2 separate regions of the Homo sapiens genome follow, and region 2 is linked to region 1. Evidence: read pairs that join two places in POLR2A ChIA-PET (ENCODE). Cell type or tissue: Panc1. All regions are shown on one strand. Each heading gives the region's core, and the rest is flanking DNA. Links, peaks and the distances in the headings are about the cores only. Region 1 has its middle 41 kb from the start of ZFYVE9. Region 2 holds the start of TXNDC12-AS1 (TXNDC12 antisense RNA 1).

Region 1 (4,000 bases), core at 1-4,000:
TTCCTCCTGGCCACAAGTCCCATAAGTAAAATCAAATAGCACAACTAGGTAAATGCAGGGTATGCTAAGGGAAAAGGGAGAGATATATGCCAAAGTGGCTGTAGGATCTGGTTTACATGTGCTGGCGAGTACCAGAAGAATATGCCTGAGGGGTGGATAAATGGTGAAATTTAAAGTTGGATAGGAAGAGTTCATCAATATCAGGGCACTCTCCTGTGACACAGGATTTAAAACCCTACAAGTGCCCCAGGAGATGATTCTGTACACTGCTGGAATGGATCTTTGAAGCCTGAGAAAAGGGACAGCCTACATTCACATTAAAGTAGAGATGCTAGAACTGCCACAGCAAACTATGGTAAAGGGAATCAAAAGACTCAGAGAGGCCAGGCGCCATGGCTCACACCTGTAATCCACCAGTTGATTTCCAAGGCCCACCCTTGGAAGGGCCTTGAGGACATGCCATTTACCAAGGAAACAAGGAATGCACTAGTTAGGGGAGGTACCAGCATCATGAAGATTACAGCAACTATCCTCTAAGTCAGGACTAATGGTGGGAGATGGGCTCCCAAGTAGCAATGGGGATAGATCTCAGAATAGCAGAGATCAAGTGGCAGCACTTAACCATTGAAAAAAGGGTGGACTTAATGTCAGAATGGGTAGCCAGGAGGGCATGACCAAGAGAGATTTTGCAGATGACTTAAAAAACATGATGTTCTCAGGGACAAGACAGATGGATGCCCATTGTATAAGTAAAAGATTTCAAGAATGTATGAGAAGAAAAAAAGACAAATACTGTATGATTTCCCTTATTTGAGATATCTAAAGTGGTCAAATTCATAGAAACAGAAAGTAGAATGGTGGTTTCCAGGGCCTTGGGGAGGGGAAAATGGTGAGTTGTTTAATGGGTATAGAGTTTCAGTTTTGCAAAATGAAAAAGTTCTGGGGATCTGTTGCACAACAGTGTGAATATACTTAACACCATGAACTGTATGTACTCTTAAAGATGGTTGAGATTGTAAATTTTATGTTGTATGCTTATCACAATTAAATTTTTTTTTTAATTTTAATTATTGCAGGGGGTGGGCGTGATGGCTCACTCCTGTAATCCAGCACTTTGGGAAGGTGGGAGGATTGTTTCAGCACAGGACCTGGGCAATAAAAAGTCAGACTTCGTCTCTACAAAAAATAAAAAACGTAGCCAGGTTTGGTGGCACATGCCTGTGGTCTCAGCTACATAGAGGGCTGAGGCAGGAGGATCGCTTGAGCCCAGGAGGTTGAGGCTATGGTGAGCCGTGTTCATGCCATTGCACTCCAGCCTGGGCAACAGAGTGAACCCTGCCTCAAAAAAAAAATTTGTGGGTACATAGTAGATGTATATACATTTGTGGGGTACATGAGATATTTTGATACAGGTTTACAATGTGTGATAATCACATCAGGGTAAGTGGGGTATCCATCACCTCAAGCATTTATCCTTTCATTGTGTTACAAACAATCCAATTATACTCTTTTAGTTTTTCTGTTTGTTTGAATGTTTGAGACACAGGCTCACTCTGTTGCCCAGGCACTGGAGTGCAGTGGCACAATCTTGGCTCACTGAAGCCTCCACCTCCCGGGTTGAAGTGATTCTCCTGCCTCAGTCTCCCAAGTAGCTGGGACTATGGGCGTGCACCACGATACCTGGCTAGTATGTTTTTGTATTTTTAGTGGAGAGGGGGTTTTGCCATTTTGGCCAGGCTGGTCTCGAACTCCTGACCTCAGGTGATCCATCCACCTCGGCCTCCCAAAGTGCTGGGACTACAGGCGTGAGCCAAGCCCAGCCTTCTTTTAGTTATTCTTAAATGTACAATAAATTATTGTTGACTGCAGCCACTTTATTGTGCTATCAAATACTAGATAATATTCATTCTACCTAAGTATATTTTTGTACTGATTAACCATCCTCACTTCCCCCTACCCTCCCAGCATCTGGTAACCATCATTCCACTCTCTGTCTCCATGAGTTTAATTTTTAGCTCCCACAAATAAGTGAGAATATGTGGTTTGTCTTTCAGTGCCTGGCTTATTTCATTTAACATAATGACCTCCAGTTCCATCCATGTCATTGCAAAACAGGACCTCATTCTTCTTCATGGCTGAATAGTGGTCCATTGAGTGTATGTGCCACATTTTCTTCATCTATTCATCTGTTGATGGAAACAGGTTTCTTCCAAATCTTGGCTCTTGTAAATAGTGCTGCAATAAACATGGGAGTACAGATATCTTTTAAACATACTGATACAATTTTAGAAATTACAATTTTTAAAAAAAAAAAGAATGAGGAGAAAGCTGAAATCAGCTGCACTGGAAAGTCAAAAATCTTTGCCTGTTTTCAGACCTAGAAGCCATCAACTGAAGGAGGGAAGAGGCCTCCATAAGGAGGGACCCTGCTAAACCACAGCAAGTATATATAGTAGTGATTCCTCCAGTTCTTCCCCAAAGGGACCTATGGTCATTTATTCAGATAACCTTACACTAAAGAGTTAGGAAAATATCCAGATCTTTCAAGGGTTGCTGGATACTAGATCTAAGTTAACACTGATATCTGGGGACCTAAAGCATCAGCATGGTCCACCAATTGGAATAAGAGTACATGTGGGTGAGGAAATAAATAGAGTCCTGACCCAGGTCTGTTGTACAATGGTTCCACTAGGTACATGGACCTACCCAGTTGTCTCTCCTGTTCATGAGTGTATACTTGAAATAGGCGTACCTAGAAATTGCAGAACCCTCACTGTAGATGAAGAACTACTGTAGTAGTAAGAAAGGCCAAGTGGAAGCTCCTGAAACTGCTCCCTTATAATGGCCAATATAATAAATCAAAAACCTATGACATTCTAGTGAAATGACAGAGTTTAGTGCCTCCCTCAAAACTTTAAAGAATGCAAGAATGGGCCAGGCGCGGTGGCTCACGCCTGTAATCCTAGCACTTTGGGAGGCCGAGGCAGGCGGATTGCCTGAGCTCAGGAAGTTTGAGACCAGCCTGGGCAACATGATAAAACCCCGTCTCCACTAAAAAATACAAAAAATTAGCCAGGTGTGGCAGCGTGTGCCTGAGTCCCAGCTATTAGGGAGGCTGAGGCAGGAGAATGGCTTGAACCCGGGAGGCGGAAGCTGCAGTGAACCGCGGTCACACCATTACACTCTAGCCTGGGTAACAGAGAGAGACTCTGTCTCCAAAAAAAAAAAAAAAAAAAGAATGCCAGAAGGATGGTCCCTGTGACATTTCCATTTAACAGTTTTAATTTTTTTTTCTTAATTTTTCTTAACCTCTGCCTCCTGAGTTTAAGTGATTCTCATGCCTCAGCCTCCAGAGTAGCTGGAATTACAGGCGCATGCCACCACGCCTGGCTAATTTTTGTATTTTTAGTAGAGACGGGGTTTCACCATGTTGGCCAGGCTGGTCTCGAACTCCTGCCATCAAGTGATCTGCCCACCTCGGCCTCCCAAAGTGCTGGGATTACAGGTGTGAGCCATCATGCCCGGCTTCAAATGCCCTTGCTCTAAGATCATTTGGTGGCAAGGAACAGTCTCTCAAGCTGGCTTAAACGGAATGATGGTGGCAGAGGGAGGTGTTTTTAAGAACACAAAAATCTCACTGACAAGTTAGCAACCCAGGGACAGAAAAAGGACAGCCAGGCATCATAGGACAGAAATTGTGAAATCATTTTCTGAGACTGTTCTCTTTTTAGGGTTGTCTATTATTTCGGCTTCATTCTTATAGCTTCCACTGCTTGTACCTGGCCCAGTGTGAGTGTTCTAGCTCCATCCTACAGGATCGTTCAGTCCAAGGGTCCATTAGCATCTGATTCAGTCTTAGTACAGAATCCTTAGAAATAAATGGATTGGCTCAGCTGTTAGTCTATGGATTGGTTCTTGGGTCACTGTTTTGCCCTCGGTCTGAGCATCTATTACTGGTGTGGAGTCACGCTCTGTAAACATGGCTGTCTAGGCTTCTTAA
Region 2 (15,893 bases), core at 1-4,000, 50 kb after region 1:
TTAGTAGAGATGGAGTTTCACCATGTTGGCCAGGCTGATCTCAAACTCCTGACCTCAGGTAATCCTCCCTCCTTGGCCTCCCAAAGTATTGGGATTATAGGCGGGAGCCACTGCGCCAGGCCTAGATCTGAGTTTTAATTTGTTCTGCCACTCACTAGCTGAGTAGCCTTGGGCAAGTTTCTTAACTCTCAAAGCCTCCGTTCCTCATCTGCAAAATGGGCATCATAACTACCTCAGACACTCAACAAATAATTTGCTCTGTTCAAGTTACTGTGTTAGGTGTAGGTAATACCTTGGAATCAGGTATTTTGTATTTTTATTCCTTGTTAGATATTAAGCTTTGTGTGGTTGTTCCAGTTACCATTGTTGTGTAATAAATCACTCCAAAATTTAGTGGGCATGAAGAAATCATTTTATTATGCTCACAATTGTGTGAGTAAGGAATTCAAACAAGGCACACTGGGAAAGGCTTGTCCCTGTTCTATGATGACTGGGGCCTTGGCTAAGCTGGTTACCTCTCCATGTGATCTTTCCGCATGGGCTCCTATGGGTTTCCTCACAGTAGCTTTATGGGAGGCTGGATTCCAAGAGTGCGTGCCATAAGAGAACAAGGTGGAAATGCATGGCATTTTTGTCACCTAGCCTTACAAGGCACATAGCATCACTTCCACAGTACCCTGTAGGGGCAGATTCAAGGGAATGGAATATTAGGACCCCCACCCTCACCCCCAATGGGAGGTATGTTGAGGTCACATTGTAAGAAGGGCATATCTGCCACAGTGAACCAGGACTATTTCTGTCTTGTTCATGCTCAGGAATATTTGTTGAAAGAGGAAATGAATGATAAACATGATAATTGTGATTCCTGTCCTTTTTCAGCTTGCAGTCTGGTAAGATACCAAGACAAGTAAGCAGACAGTTACATGGCAGCATGATATGTGCTTTAAGCAGAGAAATACCAGGTAGCTGCAGGAGCACATAGAAGGGCAGCTTAGGGCAGTGGGGCTGGGTTGGGAGGATTCAATCAAAAAACAAAAGGCACTTAATATTGTGTCGGACACTTAGAAAATATTTAATAAACATTAACCAGTATTATTTCCCCCATGGAAATAATAATAATAATCCCTAAAAGGAATTAATACTATTTCAAACTTTTGTTTTATGTATCTCTTGGGTATGGATTCTTGGGAAGTAGATTATACCCCACTTACCCTACCTTCCAAAAAAGTGCTACCTGAGGCAATGGTTGCTGAAAGTCTTAATGAGATGGATTTCTTCCCAGATGTTTCCGGACGATGGCCTGGTGGTTTACAGAGAGGAGAGACTGAATGATCTCTACTGTTTTCATTAAGAAGAAGCAGCACAGTGATGTGGACTTAGCACTAAATAGAAATTAGAAGGCCCAGGCTGGGCACGGTGGCTCATGCCTGTTATCCCAGCACTTTGGGAGGCTGAGGCAGGTCAATCACCTGAGGTCAGGAGTTCAAGACCAGCCTGGCCAACATGGCGAAACCCCATCTCTACTAAAAAAAATACAAAAATTAGCCAGGCGTGGTGGCACACGCCTGTAATCCTAGCTACTCGGGAGGCTGAGGCAGGAGAATTGCTTGAACCTGGGAGGCGGAGGTTGCAGTGAGCCAAGATAGTGCCACTGCACTCCAGCCTGGGCAACAGAGTGATACTCTGTCTCAAAAAAAATAAATAAATAAATTAGGAGGCCTGGATTGTAATCCTGATCAGGCCATTTAGTTCTGGTCCTACGTGACAACCAATTAATCAATGAGAAAGTTGTACTAGAAGTACTTCCTAAGATCTCTTCCAGCTCTAACGTTCTATAGAGTTCCAAAATAATTACATTGTTCTCCATGGACTAAAAATTTGGAGTACATCACCCATGGGGAGAAGTAGTGACCAATATTTACTGTACATTTACTATCCTCCAGGTGCTGTTGTGTGCATTTTTCATGTATTGACTAAGCCTCATAATAACCCTATGAGATGGACAATGTTTTTATCATTATTCCCACTTAACAGATGAAAAAACCTCAAATGAGGCAAAGGAGTCCAGTGGACTAGCTGGAATACAAATCCCAGAGCCAGTGCCCTTAACCAGCATACCATTCCAGTCTCTCAGTGCAGAAACTCCTCTAAAGTTTAAAGGAGAAACTAGAAAGCTGTCATTGGGAGTGGTTCTTGTGCTCTTCTGCCTGAAACAAAAATGGATAACTTTGTCAAGTCTCTGGAATAAAAATTTGGCACTAACACATATGAAGTGTGTTTACCTCCCACACAGTGTTCTACTCACATTCACAACAGCCTATGGGATACATGTTTTTGTTAGCCATAGTTTGCATTTATGAAAATGGTAAGTGGCTGAACAAGAATTCTAATGCAGGTCTGTTTGACTGAGACAATCAGTATTTAGCCACTATGTTCTATGTCTCAGGTACAGTGTTCCCTGTTTCAGAGGCTTGGCTGCCAGCTCTGATGCTTGACCTTTTGTTATTTAGGTTTCATCAGCTAGGAGGGGGTGGATAATACTTTTCAGATGTCTTTAGCTTACATTCATTAAAACAATTTTTGGATGAAGGGATTGAAAATTCTGATTGAATGCTGTGTTTAGAAATGGTTGCTTTTCTTTTTTAAAAAATTAATGTTATAGGGTAAGAGTTGCTGATGTGGGAGACTTTACTTTGCAGATAACTGGCATAAATTAAGTGGCTATACAGGTGACACTTTAGGAAATTGGACTGCCTTCAGATGTTCCATGTTGGCACAGGTGGGAGTGTTAGTGGTGCTGGGGAATGGATGTTTTTAGTAACAAGGTAAACATTGTACCTTTTAAACATCTTTTTGAGAGGGAAACAAAAGGCCCAAGTTTTCCAGATCTGAAGTTGGTGTTCCCATTCTGCTTTGGTGAAGCTGCATTCGTTTGTTCATTTAATGTTTGCTAGAGAGACAGTAAAGTGTAGTGAATGGTTGTTAACTACAGACCCTGGAACCCAACCACCTAGATTCTAGTCCCAGCTCTGCCACTTAGTGGCAACATAACCTTGGGCAAGCTGTTTCAGTTCAGCTTCCTTATTTATAAAGGGATAATTAGAGTTTCTACCTCATAAAGTTGTTGTGAAGATTAAATAAGTTAACACATATAAAAGCATTTAAGTACCTGGCACATAATAAATTTCATGTGTTAGTCATTAATATTGTTACTATAATATAATTATTACATAAAATAAGCACTTAGGCTGGGTGCAGTGGCTCACGCCTATAATCCTAGCAGTTTGGGAGGCCAAGGCGGGCAGATTGCTTGAGGCCAGGAGTTCAAAACCAGCATGGGCAACATAGCAAGATCCTATCTCTACCAAAAAAAAAAAAATGCAATTGCTTAATAAGTGGTGGTGGTGATTATTACTATTATAAAAAATTCCAATGTAAATTTTAATATGAATTCTCAAGGAAATTTTGTACATGCAGTAGACTATTTTGTTGTTGTTGTTGAGACAGTCTTGCTCTGTTGCCTAGGCTGGAGTGCAGTGACGCAATCTCAGCTCACTGCAACCTTCCCCTCCTGGGTTCAAGCGATTCTCTTGCCTCAGCCTCCCAAGTAGTTGGGATTACAGGCACCTGCCACCATGCCTGGCTAATTTTTGTAGAGTAGAGACGGGGTTTCACTGTGTTGATCAGGCTGGTCTCAAACTCCTGACCTTGTGATCCACCCGCCTCAGCCTCCCAAAGGCTTGAGCCACCACGCCCAGCCACAGTGGACTATTTTCACGTTATACCTCTAGACTTACTCTAGGGATATTGCAGCAGAACAGCTTGGGAAGTACTGGGGTATTAGAAAAGAATGCTAATTAGGAGTCAGGAGACTTAAATTTTGGTTGTGGTCTACCTTGGAGTGTTGGATAACTTCTTTTCTAGGCCTCAGTAAAATAAGAGGGTTAGACTAAATCTCTAGTGTTGTGACTCTTTAAATTTATTAAAGTTAAATAAAAGTAAAAGTTGAGCTCAGCTGGATTGTCTACATTTCAATTGTTCTGTAGCCACATGTGGCTAGTGACTACCATATTGAACAGCTCATTGCAGTAAGTTCTACTTTACAGTGCTGTTCTAGGTCTCTATTAGTAATAACCTTACGTGATTGTAAGGTTTGACACCTAGCTTCTGAGTGGCCTAGGTACATGGAGAATTTATTTTAATTAATTAATTAATTATTATTTTTTTGAGACAGAGTCTCACTCTGTCACTCAGGCTGGAGTGCAGTGGCCCCATCTTGGCTCACTGCAACCCCTGCCTCCTGGGTTTAAGCGATTCTCCCACCTCAGCCTCCCAGATAGCTGGGATTATAGGTGTGCGCCACCACACCCAGCTAATTTTTAAATTTTTGGTAGAGATGGGGTTGGCCAGGCTGGTCTTGAACTCCTGAACTCAAGTGATCTGCCTGCCTCAGCCTCCCAAAGTAATGGGATTACAGGCATGAGCCACTGTGCCTGGCTGAGAAATTTTATTTAACCTTATATTAATCTAGCTTCCTTGACTCTATCTTGTTTGGCATTGGACTTCTGTAAGTCCTTCTGTTTTAGGCATGCTTTTTTTTTTTTTTTTTTAAAGAAAAGAAACAGGGTCACCCTCTGTTGCCCGAGCTAGAGTGCAGTGGTGCCATCATAGCTCACTGTATCCTCGAACTCCTGGCCTCAAGCAATCCTCTGACATCAGCCTCCTGAGTAGCTGGGACTATAGGCACATGCCACTGCATCCAGCTAATTTTTAAATTTTTTTGTAGAGGTGAGGTTTCTCTATGTTGCCCAGACTGGCCTCGAACTTCTAGCCTCAAGTGATCCTCCTGCCTTGGCCTCCCAAAATGCTGGGATTATAGGTGTGAGCCACCACAACTGGCTAGGTATGCTTTTATAAGCATCGTAGAGGTACTTTTTTCTTAAACCAAGTCTGACAATTTTTGTCTTTTCACTTTAATTGGCAAGTTTAGTCCACTTATATTTGTTGTGATTATTGACAGAACAGCTCTTGTTTCTGTTATCCAGTTTCTACTGTTTTTTTCTGTGCTTTTTTTTCTTTTTGCCCTTTCTTTGGGGGTTGAATATTTGCTTGTTCTTATTTTATCTCCTTTATTAGTTTGGAAGTTGGCATTCTAGTTCTTTTCTTTTAGTAGTAACTCTTGAAATTTTACTTGCATACTTAACAAAATCTAACACTATTATACCCCCAGTGGTAAGAGGGACTTTAGAACATTTAATTTCAATCACCCACTCTTCACTTATAAGGAGTTGTCTCATATTTAGTTCTAATTTTAATTTTTTTTTGAAACTTAGTTATTTATTTTTTAGAGATAGAGTCTCATCCTGTTGCCCAGACTGGCCTCAAACTCCGGGGCTCAAGCAATCCTCCTGACTCAACCTCCAGAGTAGCTGGGACTACAGGTGCACATTGTGCCTGGCTTAGTTCTCTCTCTCTTTCTTTTTTAACTCTACAAATCGGGCATTATAAATTGCTATACAGACAATATTTACATATTTATCTACATGTTTGCTGGTTTATTTGCTCACTATTCTTTGTATCTAGGCCTTCCTCTGGGATCATTTCCTACCTGAAATATGTCCTTTAGCTATCCTTTTTATTTTCTCTGATTCTCTCCTAGGGGACTATTTCATACTTCTTCCTGTCTTTTCAAATCTCCAATACTTCTTCCATAGTCCTTGCTCTCAGTTAGTAATTATAGTCCCTCTTTACCAGAAGACAGAAGGAATCGGAAGAGGCCTTTCAAAAATTTTCACTACTGCATTTACCCACTAGTGTTCATACATGCTCCCTTTCCTGTTGTTACCTGATAAACCATCATTATTCCTAGCAAAGGCTAATCCCTCTACTTGAGTGCTAAATCCCGTCTCCTCTCACCGACTCACCAATATTTTACCAGTGACTCTCCCTTCTAATGTTGTATTACCCCTTTTTCCTATCTTTATTGTATCATTTCTATCAGCTTTCAGTTGTCCCTGGTACAGCAAAATTCTTTTCTTTTAGAGACAGAGTCTCACTCTGTTACCCAGGCTGGAGTGCAGTGGCATGATCTTGGCTTACTGCAACCTTCGCCTCCCAAGTTCAAGCAATTCTCATGCTTCAGCTTCCTGAGTAGCTGGAATTACAGGTGTGTGCCACCATACCCGGCTAATATATATATATATATATATATATATATTTTTTTTTTTTTTAGTAGAGATGGGGTTTCACCATGTTGGCCAGGATGGTCTTGATCTCTTGACCTCGTGATCCGCCTGCCTTGGCCTCCCAAAGTGCTGGGATTACAGGCGTGAGCCACCGCGCCTGGCCTAATTTTTGTATTTTTAGTAGAGATGGGGTTTCACCATGTTAGGTTAGACCAGGCTGGTCTCGAACTCCTGACCTCAAGTGATCTGCCTGCCTTGGCCTCCAAAAGTGCTGGGATTACAGGCGTGAGCCACGACACCCAGTCAAAAATTTTTTGAAAGAGTTGTATGTATTCGATCTAATTTTTCTCCTTGGACTGTCTTGGTCATGCTCTAATCATGCTTTCATCCTCACTGTAAATGGCAGCTCCATCCTTCTACTTGTCCAGGCCAAAAACCTTAGAGTGATCCTTGACTTCTCTTTTTGCTCTCATATCCCATATCCATAGCAAAATCCTGCTAACTTTGCCTTTGAAATATATCCAGAACCTATTGGTATCTTACCCCTCTACCACCCCAGCTGGTCCAGTCCACTATCATCTCTTGCCTGGATTATTGTAGTAGCCCCTTTATTAGTCTCCTTGCTTTTGCCTTGCTCCCCTGTATTAGTTTGCTAAGGCTACAGTAAGAAAGTACCACAAACTGTGTCTTTTTTTTTTTCGAGACAGAATCTTGCTCTGTCACCCAGGCTGGAGTGCAGTGGGGCAATCACAGCTCACTACAGGCTCAATCGATCCTCCTGCCCCTGCCTCCCAAGTAGCTAGGACTATAGGCATGCACCACCACACCTGGCTAATTTTTCTATTTTTTATAGAGATGGGGTCTCACTATGTTGCCCAGGCTAGTCTCAAACTCCTGGGCTCAAATGATCCTCTCACCTCGGCCTCCCAGAGTGCTGGGATTACAGGCATGAGCCACCATCCACAGCCCAAACTGTGTCTTAACAGAAATTTATTGTCTCACAGTTCTGGAGGCTAGGAGTCCAAAATCACAGTGTCAGCAGGATTGTTTTTTCTGAGGGCTGTGAGGGAAGGATGGAAAAATCACTCAGCTTATCTAAAAATGTCTATTTTGCTCTTACTTTTGAAAGATAGTTTGTTACAATTGACGAACCAATATTGATACATTATTATTAACCAAAGTCCCTAGTTTACATTCGGGTTCATTCTTGGTGTTGTACATTCTATGTGTTTTGACAAATGTATAATAACATATGTATTCGTTTGCTAGGACTGCCATAACAAATACACAGACTAACCGGCTTAAACAATAGAAGTTTATTTTCTTACAGTTCTGGAGGCTAGAAGTCCAATATGAAGGTCTTGGTAGGGTTGGTTTCTTCTTGTGGATGGCTGTCTTCTATGTCTTCACATGATCTTCCCTTTAAGTTTGTCTGTGTCCTAATCTCCTCTTCTCATAAGGATAAGGGCCCACCGCAATGACCTCATTTTACCTCAGCTACCTCTTTAAAGACTTTAAGATATGAACTTTGGAGTGGGGTGGGGGACACAATTGAGGCCATTAACAGTATGTATCCACCATTACAGTTTCATATAGAATAGTTTCACTGTTACAAAAATATCCTGAGCTCCACTTATTCATCTCTCTCCCCCAGAATCCCTGTTAACCACTGATCTGTTACTATCTCCATAATTTTGCTTTTTCCAATGTCATGTAATTGGAATTATGTAGTATATAGCCTTTTCAAATTGCTCTTTCCACTTAGTATATGTTTAAGGTTCTTCAATGTCTTTTCGTGGCTTGATTACTCCTTTCCTTTTATCACTGCATATTCATTCACTTTGTATTTCAACAAAACTGTATTTTTAATTTCTAGAAGTTCTGTTTGATGACTTCACAGATTTGACTTTCTTTTTTTTTTTTTGAGACAGAGTCTTGCTCTGTCACCCAGGCTGGAGTGTGGTGGCGTGATCTCAACTCACTGTAAACTCTGCCTGCCAGGTTCAAGCAATTCTCCTACTTCAGCCTCCCAAGTAGCTGGGACTATTGGCTTGCACCACGGCACCTGGCTAACTTTTTTGTATTGTAGTAGAGACAGGGTTTCACCATGTTGCCCAGGATGGTCTCGAACTCCTGAGCTCAGGCAATCCATCCACGTCGGCCTCCCAAAGTGCTAGGATTACAGACATGAGCCACCACACCTGGCCAGATTTGACTATTTATTTTGCATGCTGCATGCCTGTTTTTGTGATTCCATGTGTTATTTCTTTAAACATTTCATGCATAGCTATTTCTGTATTTTGTGGCTGATAATTCTAATATCTGAATTCCTCAGGGATCAAAATCTGTTTGTTGCTTGTGTTCTTGTGGCGACTTCTTTTCTCACATTTTTGGTGATCCATGATTGTGAGCTCATAATGGTTGTTCTTCTTCATTGGCTATCCTGGAAGCCTAAAGTGGAGAATCTTTTCCTCCAGAAAGTTTTGGCATTTGATTCATCTGAAAACCAGGGGGTACCACTCACGTGGAATCACTTTAGTCTCTTTTGAGGGTTGTGTTAATGTGGGAGTTTCAGATTCATCTCCATTTTGCCACATCATAATGGACGCTTGCGTTCAGGGCAGCCTCACTTGCTTGTTGCTCATAGGTTTTAGCTTGCTTTGTGTTTATGGAGGGTTCTGTCATTACTGAGTCTAGTGAGCACATTCTGAAAGTCCATTTTATCTAGGATTTCATTGTTTTGTAGGTGTATATCCCTTCAGACTGTCTGGTTGGGCATCTTGCCAAAGCAGGATTCAGTTGCCTGAGTTTAGATATTGACCAATAGAGTGATGGTGATCATGTTAGACACCTTGCAGTTCTCCTGGGCATCCTCTCAATTTCATTCTCAATCACTCACTCTTCAGAGTCAAATCTTGAGCCTTAGGCAAGTGACAGCATCCCATGCTGTTGGGAATGAAAAGTGAGGATGGTTAGTTTCGATACTGCCTGCATGTGCTCATCTGGATGACCTTTTGTTTCCCTGTGGTAGCACTGATGAAAATTAGATTTGAATTTATTTCTGAGAAAGAAAAATCTGAAAGATGAGTGTAGTAAACCAGAATGGCACACGATTGCAATTTAAATCTCAGCTTGGCCATTTAGCAGTTATGTGACCAGTACAGGTGATGTAACTTCTCTGAGCCTCAGAAGTCTCAATCGTATAGAATAACAAAAGCTACTACTTACTGATCATTTATAATATGCTAAGCACTATGCTAAGTTTTTTGCATATATTTCTTATTTAATATTCAGTAACCTTATGAGATATAATTATTTTATGCCTCTTTTAAAGATGAGAAAACAAGCATACAGAGATTAAGTAAAACTGGGTTATTAATAAGGCCAAATTTAAATGAGATAACACATGTGGTATGTCAGGCACATATAAGGTGGTCAGTAAACAGCAGCTAGCATTATGATCACTAATAATTTTTGGATATAAAATTCTTTTTGTGATATGATCTAAATAAGATTCATTTGCTCAACAAATATTTTATGGAGCACTTACTGTGGCCATGTGTACTGCTAAATGCTAAGGAAACAGAGAGGAATAAGAAAGATATGGTCCAGAGATGGACACATAAACATTTACAAGTCAGCCTGGGGAGTGCTGTGATGGGGTAAGAATAGGGTGCTTTGGGAGTCAGGGAAGATATACCAGAAGAAATGCCCTCTAGGCTTATACCTGAAGAATGAGTTGGAGGTGAGGGACGGAAGGAATTGCACAGGTAGTAGTGATTGTGAAAGCCTGGAGGGGAGAGAGTGCGTGCTACTCTCATTTAAAGAAGTGAAAGGGCCGGGTGCGGTGGCTCATGCCTGTAATCCCAGCACTTTGGAAGGCTGAGGAGGCTGGCAGATCACCTGAGCTCAGGAGTTCGAGACCAGGCTGGCCAACATGGCGAAACCCTCTCTCTACTAAAAATACAAAAATTACAGTCCGGGCACAGTGGCTCATGCCTGTAATCCCAGCAGTTTGGGAGGCTGAGGCGGGCAGATCACCTGAGGTCGGGAGTTCAAGACCAGCCTGACCAATATGGAGAAACCCTGTCTTTACAAAAAATACAGAATTAGCCAGGCTTGGTGGCACATGCCTGTAATCCCAGCTACTTGGGAGACTGAGGCAGGAGAATCGCTTGAACCCAGGAGGTGGAGGTTGCGGTGAGCCGAGATCATGCCATTGCACTCCAGCCTGGGCAACAAGAGCAAAACTCCATCTCCAAAAAAAAAAATTAGCCAGTCGTGGTGGCAGGCGCTTGTAATTCCAGCTACTCAGGAGGCTGAGGCAAAAGAATCGCTTGAACCTGGGAGGTGGAGGTTGCAGTGAGCCAAGATCATACCACTTTATTCTAGCCTGGGTGACAGAGAGACTCTATCTCAAAAAAAAAAAAAAAAGTGAAAGTATAGTATAGGGTGTATATATAAGATTTTAGGAAAAATGTGGAAAGTGAGGCTGGAGAGGTGGGCAGGTGCCATATTCTGAAAGGCTTTGTAAACCCTACTGCAAGAGTTGGACCTTTATCTTTAGGGCATTGGAAAGCCTTTGAAAGTTTTTTTGTTTTTGTTTTTTGTTTTTTTCCTGGAGTAACATGATTTAGAAAGACCATTCTGTGCTATTCTACAAAACATGTTCAAGAGTTTCAAAAAATAAAATAGGAAGATTACTCTGGGTGAATTGTGGGAATAATAATAACAATAGCTTTAAATACTTACTTCATTTAATCCTTATACTAACACTTGGAGGTAGGTCTTATTGTCTTGCTTTTACAGATGAAGGAGGAAAATAAGAAAGAAATTGGGACTTGGAGAGCTTACTTCACTCACAAGAATTCACACACGTAATAGGAAGTGGAGTCATGGACCTAGGTCTTTCTGAATCTAAAGCTGTATTGCTGAATCACCTTCAATTGGTTATGATTTGTTATGACCTGCTTTATGTTTACTCTGTGGGAAATTCTCGTTCATTCTTACAGTATTATTAGCATATTCCGTGATAGTTTACAAAGCATTTAACGTCATTTTTAAATTTAGCCTCCTTTGAAACTGTGAATTAGGTGGTGGTGTCTCCATTTTGCAGGTATGAAAACTGAGGCTTGAGGTATGGTCCCATACACCTAGAAGGTGGTGGAGCTGGGACTTGAACACCAAGCTCTTGACAGAAGAAAACCTTCTTAGTGGGTATCTTGTGAACATGCACACTTCCTTCTTGGGACTGTGCCCTTTGTTCATTATGTGAATGCTTATAAAGTTCTTTCCTTCCAGGTTTTGGAGATCATATTCATTGGAGGACACTGGAAGATGGGAAGAAAGAAGCAGCTGCCAGGTACAAGACATGGTTTTAGGTCATTTATGGTGGTAAAACACTTTTCAGCTATCAACTTAACGTTAATTTCAGGTGAAGGGCTATACCAAGGCAGAGCAAGAACTGAATAGTTGCCTAATTACAACAACAGCAATAATAATGGCTAACATTTATAGTTGAGCCTTGAACAACATGGGTTTTTTTTCTTTTTTTTTTTTTCTTTTTGAGATGGAGTCTCACTCTCTCGCCCAGGCTGGAGTGCAGTGGCACGATCTCGGCTCACTGCAAGCTCCACCTCCTGGGCTCACGCCATTCTCCTGCCTCAGCCTCCCGAGTAGCTGGGACTACAGGCACCCGCCACCACGCCTGGCTAATTTTTTTGTATTTTTAGTAGAGACGGGGTTTCACCGTGTTAGCCAGGATGGTCTCAATCTCCTGATCTCATGATCCACCCGCCTCGGCCTCCCAAAGTGCTGGGATTACAGGCGTGAGCCACCGCGCCCGGCCTTTTTTTTTCTTTTTTGAGACAGAGTCTTGCTTTGTCACCCAGGCGGGAGTGCAGTGGTGCGATCTTCATTCATTGCAACCTCCACCTCCCAGGTTCAAGCAATTCTTGTCAAGCCTCAGCCTCCCACGTAGCTGAGATTACAGGCATGTGCCACCATTGCCGGCTAATTTTTGTAGTTTTTAGTAGAGACGGGGTTTCACCATGTTGGCCAGGCTGGTCTTGAGCTCCCAACCTCAGGCGATCCACCTGCCTCGGCCTCCCAAAGTGCTGGGATTACAGATGTGAGCCACCACGCCCGGCCAAACAACATGGGTTTGAACTGCACAGGTCCACTTATATGTGGATTTTTTTCAGTAATAAATGCATTGGAAACTGTTTTGGAGATTTCAAGCAGTTTCAAAAAACTTGCAGATGAACAGCATAGCCTAGAAATATCAAAAAACTTAAAAAATTGGTATGTTACAAGTGTAAAAATATATGTAGGTATTAGTCTATATTATCATTTACTACCATAAAACATACAGAAATCTACAAGTTAAAATTTATCAAAACTTCTGCACACTGGCTGGGTGCGGTGGCTCATGCCTGTAATCCCAGCACTTTGGTAGGTTGAGGCGGGCAGATCACTTGAGCCCAGGAGGTTGAGACCAATCTGGGCAACATGGTGAAACCCCTTCTCTACAAAAAATACCAGTTACTTGAGGGGGCTGAGGTGGGAGGATCAATTGAGCCTGGGAGTTTGAGGCTGCAGTGAGCTAAGACCATGCCACTGTACTGCAGCCTGGAAACAGAGTGAGACCCTGTCTAAAAAGCTTCTGGCCAGGCATGGTGGCTCACGCTTGTAATCTCAGCACTTTGGGAGGCTGAGGCGGGCAGATTACCTGAGGTCGGGAGTTCAAGACCACCCTGGCCAACATGGTAAAACCCCGTCTCTACTAAAAATACAAAAATTACCTGGGCATGGTGGTGTGCACCTGTAGTCTCAGCTACTAGGGGAGGCTGAAGCAAGAGAATCACTTGAACCCGGGAGGTGGAGGTTGCAGTGCGCTGAGATTGCACCACTGTACTCCAGCCTGGGAGACAAAGCGAGACTCTGTCTTAAAAAACAAAAATAAAAAATAAAAATAAAAATAAAAAAATAAAAAACTTCTGCACACAAACACCTATAGACCACACATGCTGCCATTTGCAGAAGGGAGAAATGTAAACAAATGTAAAGATGCCATATTAAATCATAACTGCATAAAAATTAACTGTAGTATATAACATTACTAATAATTTTGTGGCCACCTCCTGTTGCTATGGAGGTGAACTCAAGTATTGTGAGTATCCACTTAAAATGCCGTGCAACATTAATCATCTTCAGTGAGCAGTACGTCTCTCCAGTGTATTGCGTATCGCAGTATAACGTAGTTTCTCAGCTGGGCGCGGTGGCTCACACCTGTAATCCCAGCACTTTAGGAGGCCGAGGTGGGTGGATCACTTGAGGTCAGGAGTTCGAGACCAGCCTAGCCAACATGGTGAAACCCTGTCTCTACTAAAAATACAAAAAACTTAGCTGGGCATGGTGGGCGCATGCCTGTAATCCCAGCTACTTGGGAGGCTGAGGCAGGAGAATCGCTTGAACCTGGGAGACGGAGTTGCAGTAAGCCAAGATCACGCCATTGCACTCCAGCCTGGGAGACAGAGCGAGACTTGGTCTCAAAAAAAAAAAAATTAATCTCTTACAACTCTTGCATATTTTTCCTGGTATTTAGTACAATATCATAAACCTAGAATAACACCATGAAACCCATACAAGGTGCCATTGGTGATGCTGGAAGTGTTCCCAAGAAGCAGAGAATGCTCATGACATTACAAGAAAAAATTGAATTGCTTGATATGTACTGTAGACTGAGGTCTACACAGGTAGTTGCTTGTCGTTTCAAGATAAATGAACCCTTTTTTTTTTTTTTTTTTTTGAGACGGTGTCTTGCTCTGGCCTGGCCAGATGAATCCATTTTGAGAGTCTGAGGCAGGAGGACTGATTGAGCCCAGTAGATTGAGACCAGCCTGGGCAACAAAGTAAGACCCTGTCTCTACAAAAAAAAATTTTTTTAAAGATAAATCCAGCGTAAGGACCAATTGCGTAAAAAAAAAAAAAAAACAGAAAAAGAAAAAAAAAAGAAAATTCATGAAGTTGTCACTGTAGCTATGCCAACAGGTGCAAAAACCTTGCACTTTTTGCCAAATGCCTTTTTATGTGCATAATATGTAGCTTTTACATGGGTACTATAAAAAGGCATACCTATTGACTCTAATATGATTTGAGAAAAAGCAAAGTCATTATATGGCAACTTAAAGCAAAAAGAAGGTGAAGGATCTAAAGCTGGAGTATTTAATGACAACAAATGATGGTTTGCTGATTTTAGAAAGAGGTTTGGCTTAAAAAATGTCAAGACAGGCTGGGCGCAGTGTTGCCCGTAATCCCAGCACTTTGGCAGTCCAAGGCGGGTGGATCATTTGAGGTCAAGAGTTTATGACCAGCCTGGCCAACATGGTGAAACCCCGTCTCTACAAAAAATACAAAAACTAGCTAGGTGGTAGTGGTCCATGCCTATAATCCCAGCTACTTGGGAGGCTGAGGCAGGAGAATCGCTTGAGCCTGGGAGGCGGAGGTTGCATGAGCCGAGATCCCCCCACTGCACTCCAGCCTGGGTGACAGAGTGAGACCCTGTCTCAAAAAAAAAAAAAACAAGATACAGGAGAAGCAGCTTATGCTGACCAAGAGGCAGCAGATGAATTCTCAGACACCGTTAAGAAAATCATTGAAGAGAAAGGATATCTGCCTGAACAGGTGTTTAATGCAGATTAAGGTACCCTACTCTGGAAAAAAAAAGCCACAAAGGACATTAATAGTAAGGAAGACCAACCTGGGCAACATGGGAAACTCTGTCTCTACAAAAAGTACAAAAATTAGCTGGGTGTGGTGGCACACACCTGTTGTTCCTGCTACTCAGGAGTCTGAGGTGGGAGGATTGCTTGAGCCTGGAAGATTGAGGCTGCAGTTAGCCATGAGTGCACCACTGAACTGTAGCCTGGGCAACAGAATAAGACCCTATTTCAGTTTTTAAAAAGGAAAAAAAAAAATAGGAAGAGAAGCAAGTACCAACATTGAAGGCAAGAAGAGACAGGCTAACTCTACTCTTTTGTGCAAAAAAACCCAGCACTTTGGGAGGCAGAGGTGGGACGATTACCAGAGCCCAGGAGTTTGAGTCAAGTTTGTCATCAGAACTGCCCTTGTCTATAAAGCTGTTAACCTCCAGCCTCGAAGAGCAAAGATAAACACCAGCTGCCAGTGTTTAGGTTGTGCAATAAGAAGGCTTAGACAACAAGAACCCTTTTTCTGGATTGGTTCCATCAATGCTTTGTCCCTGAAGTCAGGAAGTACCTTGCCAGTAAGAGACTACCTTTTAAAGTTCTTTTGATGTTGGACAATACTCTGGCCACCCAGAGCCCCATGAGTTCAGCACCAAAGGCAAATTAAAAAGTCTATTTGCGGCTGGGCCCAGTGGCTCATGCCTGTAATCCCAGCACTTGGGAGGCCGAGGTCGGGGGATCACCTGAAGTTGGGAGTTCCAGACCAGCCTGACCAACACGGAGAAACCCAGTCTCTACTAAAAATACAAAATTCGCCGGGCGTGGTGGCACATGCCTGTAATCCCAGCTAATCAGGAGGCTGAGGCAGGAGAATTGCTTGAACCTGGGAGGTGGAGGTTGCAGTGAGCTGAGATCGTGCCATTGCATTCCAGCCTAGGCAACAAGAGTGAAATTCTGTCTCAAAAAAAAAAAAAAAAAAAAAAGGTGGTCTATTTGCCTC

The links. Peaks named below come from ENCODE experiments on the same cell type or tissue, not always from the same donor. Only the 100,000 strongest peaks of a DNase experiment are listed, where the experiment ranks them.
Region 2: POLR2A ChIA-PET joins it to region 1 with 9 read pairs; 10 of 35 experiments call an interaction of 5 or more read pairs at or near these places.

What each region holds. Positions count from the first base shown.
Region 1 is chr1:52,099,442-52,103,441 of GRCh38, reverse strand. No RefSeq gene overlaps it. Among named protein-coding and RNA genes, the nearest start is that of ZFYVE9, 41 kb to the left of the region's middle. In Panc1, for the core only: no CTCF peak of the experiment used is centred there; no DNase peak of the experiment used is centred there.
Region 2 is chr1:52,037,191-52,053,083 of GRCh38, reverse strand. TXNDC12 (thioredoxin domain containing 12) reads left to right here. Exons shown (of 7, transcript NM_015913.4): 2 at 11,487-11,547. It overlaps TXNDC12-AS1 (TXNDC12 antisense RNA 1), which reads right to left and starts at 2,166. Exons shown (of 3, transcript NR_126385.1): 1 at 2,119-2,166; 2 at 1,235-1,300; 3 at 401-677. In Panc1, for the core only: no CTCF peak of the experiment used is centred there; no DNase peak of the experiment used is centred there.